2 separate regions of the Homo sapiens genome follow, and region 2 is linked to region 1. Evidence: read pairs that join two places in POLR2A ChIA-PET (ENCODE). Cell type or tissue: HepG2. All regions are shown on one strand. Links, peaks and the distances in the headings refer to the core of each region. The heading gives the core; the rest is flanking DNA. Region 1 has its middle 44 kb from the start of SLC30A10. Region 2 has its middle 8.2 kb from the start of EPRS1.

Evidence for each region. Peaks named below come from ENCODE experiments on the same cell type or tissue, not always from the same donor. Only the 100,000 strongest peaks of a DNase experiment are listed, where the experiment ranks them.
Region 2: POLR2A ChIA-PET joins it to region 1 with 8 read pairs; 3 of 35 experiments call an interaction of 5 or more read pairs at or near these places.

What each region holds. Positions count from the first base shown.
Region 1 is chr1:219,882,160-219,887,541 of GRCh38, forward strand. It overlaps a transcript of LOC105372926 not described here. Among named protein-coding and RNA genes, the nearest start is that of SLC30A10, 44 kb to the right of the region's middle. In HepG2, for the core only: no CTCF peak of the experiment used is centred there; a DNase peak (open chromatin) is centred at 2,012; H3K4me3 peaks cover 820 bases.
Region 2 is chr1:220,051,996-220,057,377 of GRCh38, forward strand. No RefSeq gene overlaps it. Among named protein-coding and RNA genes, the nearest start is that of EPRS1, 8.2 kb to the left of the region's middle. In HepG2, for the core only: no CTCF peak of the experiment used is centred there; no DNase peak of the experiment used is centred there.

The sequences.
Region 1 (5,382 bases), core at 65-5,064:
CTGGATGTCTTGCAAATCTGTTATCGCAATGCAAAATCACACCGAGTTTCTTTAAGAATCACAGTGCATTCCCTCTCTCCCAGAACTAAATAAAGCCTGCCTTGGGAAGCAATTCAAAACTGGAATTCTGCTTCTACATTGCTCAGTTACCCAGGCAGCTGAAGCCTTTGAACAGGTCTCAGAAAGTCCCTCAAATACAGTCTTTTTAGGTCAAATGAGAACAGTCCTGTTAAGTCATACACTAATTCCTCTCTACAAACAGAAGTCTGGTTAATTCTCAGGGAGCTAAGAAAAAAAACAAAGATCCTCTTTCTTCCAGAAAAATTTTTTTTCTTAAAAAAACTATACCATTATGGTTTTTTTTACTTAAACTCTAAGGACAAAATTTTTTTAAGACTTCCATTGTTGATTAAAATAATATTTTATTATAATATTAAGCAAATATGCAAAAACATAAAATTAGGTTATATATTTTAGATCATTTATAGCTCTAAAAAGAAACACATTTTAAAATGTAATGCCAACAAAAAATTAAGCGAATGACATTACTTTAATGTGATAAATCATATTTTGCTAAAACAAAATCCACTGCCCACAATGTAAACATGGTGCTGACGTTATGATGGAGAAATTTCTGGATTAGCATGCCCAAATTATTATGTACTGGGTGATGAATTCATATTTCTGTATCTACCCTCTATGTAAACTGGAGTTCTGAAGTAAGGCTGCCTTAGTTCAAATCCCAAAGCTGTCACTTCCTATGTTCTGAATGTGTGACGATGGGCAAATTACTTAACATCAATGTGCCTCAGTTTCCACATCTGTAAACTGGTCATACTAATAATAACACCTACTTCATAGGGCTCTTGCGAAGCTTATGGGGGGTAAGCATAAAGTACCTGGTATACAGTCAGTACTCAATTAATATTAATTATTACCTTTTATTACCTTGAGCTCTGCATAATAAGTCTGCAAAGACTCAAGCCTTACTTCAATAGACACAGCAGACAATGGGTAGTGGAATTTCAACTTCCTCAGGGAAAAAGGAACTAGCCCAAACCAGGTTTTTTACATAAAGCCACCGGCTTGGTTTGCACACACAAGAATGAAGGCTGGAGTTACCACGAGAAACAAGTTGCTTTTTTGGAAAACAGGTGAAGACGCACCCACCACCAGACCCTGCTCATGGACTGGGACTCAGACTGTAATTTCCCAACATGAAAGCCACTGAAGTAAAACTGCTTCTGAATTGGGGTCACCTGCACCATCAGTTTCTTTTCTACTGAATTATTTCCATCCACATAAAAGTATCACTTAATATTTCATACATAATATGTCTTTTATTGTAGTAAAGTGTAGTAACATAAAATTTACGATATTACCATTTTAACCCTTTAACCATTTTTAGATGTACAATTCTGTGGCATTAAGCACATTCACATTGTTGCACAATCATCACCACCATCCATTTCACTTTTCATCTTCCCAAACCAAAACTGAAGGCCCTTTAAAAATTAGCTCTTCATTCCCTCTTTTCCCAGCCCCCAACAACCACCATGCTACTTTCTGTCTCTATGAATTTGACCATTCTAAGGACCTCATATAAATGGAATCATACAATATTTATCCCTTGTGTTTTTTAAACAAAATGCCTTCTCTTGACACCATATCTCCTTCCAATCGTGGCCCTATTTTTCTGATCTCCACCAGAGTAAAACTTTTAGAAAAAGCTGTCTGTACTTGGCTCTACTTTCTCCCTTCTCATCTTCTCTCCAAGTTACTTTAAAGGGACTTTCATCCCAAATATTGGTCAAATATTGACAAAGCCAATGATCAATGCTTTGTCCTTGTATTACCCAACCCAACCCACTCAGTAGCATTCGAAAGGTCTGACCACTGTCTCCTCCTAGAAACACTATCCTCTCCAGCCCTCCCTGACTGTAAACTTGCCTGGTTCTCCTCCTACCTCATGGCTGCTCTTCCTCCAGCTTTTTTGTTGGCTCCTCCCCCAGCTGCCAGATCTCCAAAGGTCAGAGTGCCCCAGGGCTCCGTCCTTGATTCTCTTCTCTTTTCCATGCACGCAGTGCCACTCAAAGCCTTGGTCTGCATACCAGTGTCAGTCCATTAACTATTTGTTACCAGACTGCAATGACAGAAATACAGAAACTGACTAAGCCTTTAGAAAGTTCTAATCGCAATTTGACAGTATATGTTTCTGTTGTTGTATCTAAGAATAAAAAATTAGGCTTGAATTTGAATACCTTTTTTAAATAGTTTATATTTCATTTTTATAATGATTTATACAATTGTATTTTACAAAGTATTGGTTTGCATCAGATTGGATTAGAAAAATAAAACTGGTCCTTCCCCACAGACAGTTTTGAGAAGCGCTGATCCACATTATTTCCTGGGTGATGTCATCTAGCCCAATAGTTTTTAATAATATTTCTATGCTGATCATTCTCATAATTTATGTCATCATCTCTGACCTCTTCTGTAAGCTCCAGACTTGGATATCCAACTGCCTACTTAAAATCTCCACTTGGATGTCAAGTGGGCATACAAACCTTAACATGAACAAAACAGAACTATTAAATAAACAACAAAAAAGAGTCAAACAATAAAAATAGAAGTTTATTCCTTGAAAAGTCTCATAAAATAATCTGCACTAAATCACAACAGGGGAAAAGAGAAGACAAAATAAGCAATATGAGAACAAAGGGGCTGGTAACTATACATCAGTAGAGATTTTAAAATAGGAGTACACTGTGAACAAGTTTACTAAAATAAATTTGGAAAATGAAACATACAAATGCCTAAAAAATATAAATTACCATAATTGACGCAAAAATAAAAAGAAATAGAAAACCTGAACATACCAATAGCCATTAGGGAAACTAAAAAGTCATTCAAAAATCTGCTCCTATCCCACACCAAAAGGGTATAAGGCCTAGACAATTTTACAAATGAATCTAACCAAACTCAAGCAACAGATATTTCATAAACTATAATTTATAATTGTCATGTCTTCCTGCTCAGTTGACATTTATTATTATATAATGTCAAAAACTATCACAAGAGATATAGAAAGACATTATTTCATAATAAAAGGGTCAATTCACCCAGGAAGATATGACAATTATAAATATATCCATCCCCAACATCACAGCACCTAAATATATAAAGCAAACATTGACAGAACTGAAAGAGAAATAGACACAAATGTAATAATAATAGGAAACTTAAACACCCCACCTTCAATAATGGATAGAGCATCCAGACAGAAAAACAATAAGGAAACAGCAAATTTGAAGAGCATTATAGATAAAAATGGACCTAACAGACACATGTAGAACAAATTTAAGAACACTGCAATCATACCAAGTATCTTCTTCAACCACAATGAATGAAACTAGAAACAACAGAAAAGGGAAGCTAGAAACTCCATAGATATGTGGAAATTAAGCAACACATTCTTGAATAACCAATGGGTCAAAAGAGAAATGAAAGGGAAATTAGAAAACACCTTGAAACAAATAGACATGAAAATAAAATGTACCAAAACTTACAGGAGGCAGCAAGAAACGCATTACCAAGAGCAAAGTTTATGGCAATAAACCCCTATGTTAACAAAGAAGAAAAGTCTCAAATTAACAAACCAACCTCAAAGAACTAGGAGAACAGACTAAGCCCAATTTCAGCAGAAGAAAGGGAAAAATAAAGATTAGAGTATAAATAAAATAGAAAACTTTTAAAAATCGGCAACACTTTTTTGAAAAAACATCAATAAAGTTGACAAACCTTTGGCTAGGCTAAGAGACAAAAAGAGAAGACTTAAATAAAAAATGGAAGAGCAGTCATTACAACTAATGCCACAGAATTAAAAAGAATAAGAGAATACTATGAGCAATTATACACCAACAAATTGGATAACTTACAAGAAATTGATAAATTCTTAGAAACACACACCCTAACAAGACTGAATAATGAAGAAATTGAAAATCTGAACAGACCTATAACCAGTAAGGAGATTGAATCAATAATCAAAAACCTCTCAATAAAGAAAAGTCCAAGACCAGATGGCTTCACTGGTAAATTTTACCAGACATTTAAAGAAAATTTAACATCAATTCTTCTCAATCTCTTCTAAAAAAAATTGAAGAGGGGAGAACACTTTCCAACTCTTTTGAAGCCAGTGTTACCCTAATGCCAAAGCCAGACAAAGATATTACAAAAAAAAAGAACCTACAGACCAATACTCCTGATAAACACAAATACAAAAATCCTCAACAAAATATTAGCAAAGGCCAGTTGTGGTGGCTCATGCCTGTAATCCCAGCACTTTGGGAGGCTGAAGCTGAAGGATTGCTTGAGGCCAGGAATTTGAAACCAGCCCTGGCAACATAGCAAGACCCTGTCTCCACAAAAAAAATTAAAACTTAGCAAGGCATGGTGGCATGTACCTATAGTCCCAGCTACTCAGGAGGCTGAGGCAGGAGGATCACTTGATCCCAGAAGTTTGAGGTAAGAGTGAGCTATGATCACACACTTACACTCCAGCCTGGGTGACAGGAAAGACCCTGTCTCAAACAAAACAAAACAAAACAAAACATTAGCAAACTGCATTAAATAGCACATTAAAAGGATCCTACACCATAACCAATTTAGATTTTTCCATGGAATGCAAAGTATTTCAACATACAAAAATTAGTGTAATATACCACATTAACAGAACGAGGGGCAAAAAACACACGATCATGTCAGTAGATGTAGAAAGAGCATTTGGCAAAATTCAACACCCTTTCATAACGAAAACTCTCAACAAACTAGGAATAGAAGGAGATTTCAACATAAAAAAATTACATATGAAAAGTCAGTTAACCTTATACTCAGTGGTGGAAAATTGAAAAGTTCTCCCCCTAAGATTAGGAGCAAGACAAGGATGCCCAGTCTAGCTACTTCTTTTCAACACAGTACTGGAAGTTCTAGCCAGAGAAATTGGACAGGAGAAAGAAATAAGTATCTAAATCAGAAAGAAAGAAGTAAAATTATCTCTCTTTGCTGATGACATGATCTTATACATAGAAAATTCTAAAGACTGTAGACACACACACACACACACACACACACACACACAAACAGAGAGAGAGAGAAACTGTTAGAACTAAGACAAATTCAGGGAGTAGTGGTTCTCCCAGCATGCAGCCGGAGATCTGAGAACGGACAGACTGCCTCCTCAAGTGGGTCCCTGACCCCCAAGTAGCCTAACTGGGAGGCACCCCCAAGTAGGGGCAGACTGACACCTCACACGGCTGGGTACTCCTCTGAGAAAAAACTTCCAGAGGAACGATCAGGCAGCAACATTTGCTGTTCACCAGTATC
Region 2 (5,382 bases), core at 57-5,056, 170 kb after region 1:
AGGAGATGACTTGGAGTGCGCAGAACTGGCATTAGGGAAACCAGTTAAGATGTTATTACAACAGTCCATATGAGAGAAAATAAAAGATGATGGCCTGAACTAAGGCAGTGGAATAAGATCTGAGAATAGAGAACAAGTTTCAGATATATTTAGGAGGTAAAATCAGTAATGACAGACGAGATGTTTGGGGAGGTGATGGTGAAAGAAGCAATTTTTTAATTTTTTTTCTTTTTGATACAGTCTCCCTCTGTCACCCAGGCTGAAGTGCAGAGGCACAATCTCAGCTCGCTGCAACCTCCACCTCCCAGGTTCAAGCACTTCTCATCCCTCAGCCTCCCAAGTAGCTGGGAGTACAGGCGTGTGCCACCACATCCAGCTAATTTTTCTGTATTTTTGGTAGAGATGGGGTTTCGCCATGTTGGCCAAGCTGGTCTCAAACTCTTGGCCTCAAGTGATCTGCCATCCTCAGCCTCCCAAATTGCTGGGATTACACTGCACCCGGCCGAGAAGCAAATTTGCCTAGGTTTATTCCTAGATTTCAGCTGGATAAATGGGTGGATGGTTATGTCATTATCAAAGGAGGGAAGACAAGAGAGGAAACAGAGTTGGCAAATTATTTGGTTCTAGACTGATTTTTTGAGATGTCTGTAAGATATGTAGGTGAAAATATCCTTTACAAATTGCAGATTTGTATAATATTTGTATTATATTTGTATAATTTGTATAATATATAATTTGTATATATTTGTATAATATTTGTAATATATTTGTATAATAATATAATAAAATCTGGGGCTCAGTTGAAATGTTTTGCTGAAGGTGTGAGTAGTTATTAAAATGGATGAGATAAGCCTGGAGAAGAAGATACAGAGCTATGCTATACAGTGTGGTAGGCACTAGACACATACGACCATTTTCTTTTTTCTTTTTCTTTTTTTTTGAGATGGAGTCTCACTCTGTCGCCCAGGCTGGAGTGCAGTGGCGCAATCCCAGCACACTGCAACCTCCGCCTCCCGGGTTCAAGCGATTCTCCTGCCTCAGCCTTCTTAGTAGCTGGGATTAAAGGCACATAGCACCACGCCCAGCTAATTTTTGTATTTTAGTAGAGACAGGATTTCACCATGTTGGCCAGGCTGGTCTTGAACTCCTGACCTCAGGTGATCCACCTGCCTTGGCCTCCCAAAGTGCTGGGATTACAGGCGTGAGCCACCATGCCTGGCCTCATTTTATTTTTTCTAACAGCGTCATTGAGATATAATTCACATACCATAAAATTCACCTATTTAAAGTGTATAATTCAGAGTTCAATCATCACCACAATTACTTCTAGAACATTTTATCATCCCCTAAAGAAACTTTGTACCCTTTGGCAGTCACTTCCCATTTCCCCTCAATCCTTGAAATATTTTTTAAAAATGTTTAAGGATGTAGATGACTTGACCCCTACCTGCATCCCCAATCTCATTTCTTTTTTATAATTTTTAATACCCAAGTTCTGCCTCAGGATCTATCCCAACCTCATTTTATAACACTCTGCCCCTTGTTCATTTTACTTCAGCCACTGTGGCTTCCTTTAAGTTCTTTTTCTTTGTCTTCTCAGAGATGTTGTTTGCTTGCTATATACACTAGAAATCTCAGCTCTTAGTGTGCCTGACCAGACATCATCTCCACGGAAAACATACTCCTATTTTTATGTACAGAAGATCCTCTTTCAACCCTCCAACCCTACCCCAGTTGCTTTCTAGCTCATCTTCCTGATTTCATTTATAGCATTTACCACAATCTAAAATTTTATTTACTTATTATCTGTCTTGTTTCACAAGAACACATGCTCAACAAAGGAACAGACTTATGGTCACTGTTACATCCACTGTTGAATGTTCAGTACCTGGCTGGGCAAGGTGGATCACACCTGTAATCCCAGCACTTTGGGAGGCCGAGGCGGGTGGATCACCTGAGGTCAGGAGTTCGAGACCAGCCTGGCCAACATGGTGAAACCCCAACTCTACTAAAAATTCAAAAAATTAGCCAGGCGTTGTGGCGGGCACCTGTAATCCCAGCTACTTGGGAGGCTGAGGCAGGAGAATCGCTTGAACCTGGGAGGCAGAAGTTGCAGTGAGCCTGGGCAACAAGAATGAAACTCTGTCTCAAAAAAAAAAAAAAGAAAGAATGTTCAGTACCTATGTTCAGTGCCTAACACATAGTAGGTGCTCAATAAATATTTGTTCAATGAATGGAGGCCATGCTAAGAGAAAAGATAGTGTTTTAGGGGAACTTTAAATGGTTGAGCATGGCTACAGTATAGGTTAGGGTCAGAGTTGATGCTGGAGAAGGAAGAAGCCATTAAGAGCTTCATATATCATTATAAGGAGTTTGCATTTTATCCTGAAGGCAAAGGAAAGCCATAAAATATTTTGAGTAAGGGGAATGGCATTACATTTGATTTTAAAAAATCACTTTGGGCCCGGTGTGGTAACTCACGCTTGTAAAATCACAGCGTTTTGGGAAGCTGAGGTGGGCGAATCCCTTGAGACCAGGATTTTGAGACCAGCTTGTGCAACATGGTGAAACCCCATCTCTACAAAAAATATACAAAAATGAGTCAGGCGTTTTTTTTTTTTTTTTTTTTTTGAGATGGAGTCTTTCTTTGTCACCCAGGTTGGAGTGCAGTGGCATGATCTTGGCTCACTGCAACCTCCATCTCCTGGGTTCATGCAATTCTCCTGCCTCAGCCTCCCAAGTAGCTGGGATTACAGGCATGTGCCACCATGCCTGGCTAATTTTTGTATTTTTAGGAGAGACAGGGTTTCACCATATTGGTCAGGCTGGTCTTGAACTCCTGACCTCAAGTGATCCACCCACCTCAGCCTCCCAAAGTGCTGGGATTACAGGCGTGAGACACCACGCCCGGCTTAGCCAGGCGTTACTGTGCAAACCTGTAGTCTCAGCTACTTGGGGGGGCTGAGGCAGGAGAATTGCTTAAGCCCAGGAGGTCAAGGCTGCAGTGAGCTATAAGCACACCACTGCACTCCAGCCTGGGTGACAGAGCGAGACCCTGTCTCAAAAACAAAACAAAACAAAAAAATCACTCTGGAGATGACGTGATAAATGGATGAGAGAGAGATAGATGGGTTACAGTGTAGGCAGAAAGATTAGTCAAGACACTGCAGGGATCTAGGGAAGAAATAACGGGGTATAAGGGTATAAACTAATGTAATTAATGTAGAGTCAAGAGTAATGGAGAGAGGATTTAGACTCCTACATATCTCACTTACATAAATTGGGTTTTCGTATAGGAACCTGAAGAAAATACCTTCAAAGTTATTTTCGGCCGGGTGTGGTGGCTCACACCTGTAATCCCAGCACTTTGGGAGGCTGAGGAAGGTGGATCACCTGAGGTCAGGAGTTCAAGACCAGCCTGGCCAACATGGTGAAACCCCTGTCTCTACTAAAGATACAAAAAATTAGCCAGGTGTGGTGGTGTGCCCCTGCTACTCGGGAGGCTGAAGCAGGAGAACCACTTGAACCCGGGAGGCAGAGGTTGTAGTGAGCTGAAATCATGCCATTGCACTCCAGCCTGGGTGACAGAGTGAGACTCCATCTCAAAAAAAAAAAAAAAAAAAAAAAAGTTATTATCTTAGGGCTGGGCGCAGTGGCTCACACCTATAATCCCAACACTTTGGGAGGCCAAGGCAGGCGGATCACCTGAGGTCAGGAGTTCGAGACCAGCCTGGCCAACATGGTGAAACCCCATCTTTACTAAAAATACAAAAATTACCTGGGCGTGGTGGCACATGCCTGTAATCCCAGCTACTCAGGAGGCTGAGGCAGGAGAATCGCTTGAACCCGTGAGGCGGAGGCTGCAGTGAGCCAAGATTGCGCCCCTGCACTCCAGCCTGGCGACAGAGCGAGACTCCGTCTCAAGAAATATATAAATAAATAAAAATAAAGTTATTCTCTTGTTACACTTAGATTTTTTAAAAATTAGGTTTAGTCCACTATTTACAGATAGAGAACTCCATTCGTAGAGGGAAGCAGGTGGATTCAGGTGATGATTTTCTAACTTGGCCAATTATCAAGATCACCTCATGGGTTTGTAAAATAATTTCTGGAGGGGTCGGGGCAAGAGTGAAGAACTGTTTAGACATAATCATTCAGACATCTCTGTAAGGCATCTAGGTAGGTTTTGGGGTATATAGATCTAGAGTTTGAGAGTTCTAAGCTAAAGATTTTGGATTAATGAGCAAAAGCGCCACAAAAGTCACACAGGTGGATTAGATCCTCTGGTGAGAAAGGAGAGAAAGCATAGTCCAGGTGCAGTGGCTCACACCTATAATCCCAGCACATTGGGAGACAGAGGCAGGAGGATTGCTTGAGGCTAGGAGTTCAAGACCAGCCTGGGCTGTATAGCAAGACCCCATCTCTACCAAAAAAAGAAAAAAAAGAAAGGAGAGAGACTAGAACAGAATCTTGGTAAACAGTGACATTTAAGGGAAGGAAGACAAAGAGAAAGCAATAAAGGAGACTGAGTAGGAGTGGCTAGGTGAAAAAAGAAAGCCAGGACAATGAGAAGAGACTTACAGGAGGGAGGGCTCAAAGGTGTCAAGACCACAGAGACCTCTTCCTGCTAGATTATGACACTTCTATAAAATAATACTATATTACCTTATCTAGTGAGTCCTAGAGTTAAATGATTATCAGTCCCTGAATTTCTTAAAATATACAGAAGCAGGCTGAGCGTGGTGGCTCACATTTGTAATCCCAGGACTTTGGGAGGCCAAGGTGGGCAGATTATGAGGTCAGAAGATCGAGACCATCCTGGCTAACACAGCGAAACCCCGTCTCTACTAAAAATACAAAAAATTAGCCAGGGGTGGTGGCATGTGCCTGTAGTCCCAGCTACTCAGGAGGCTGAGGCAGGAGAATCGCTTGAGCCCGGGAGGTGGAGGTTGCAGTGAGCCGAGATTGCACCACTGCACTCTGGCCTGGGTGACAGAGAGTGACTCTGTCTCAAAATAAATAAATAAATAAGTAAATAAACACACACACACACACACACACACACACACACACACAAGCAAAATCGTTGGGATAAACCCTGTGAATTTTTATTTTTATTGTTTGAGACAGAGTCTCGCTTTGTTGCCCAGGCTGGAGTGCAGTGGCACGATCTCAGCTCACTGCAACCTCTGCCTCCCAGGTTCAAGTGATCCTCCTGCCTCAGCCCCCTGGTAGCTGGGATTACAGGCACACACCACCATGCCCGGCTAATTTTCGTATTTTTAGGAGAGACAGGGTTTCGCCATGTTGGCCAGGCTGGTCTCGAACTCCTGACCTCAGGCGATCCACCCGCCTCGGCCTCCCAAAGTGCTGTGATTACAG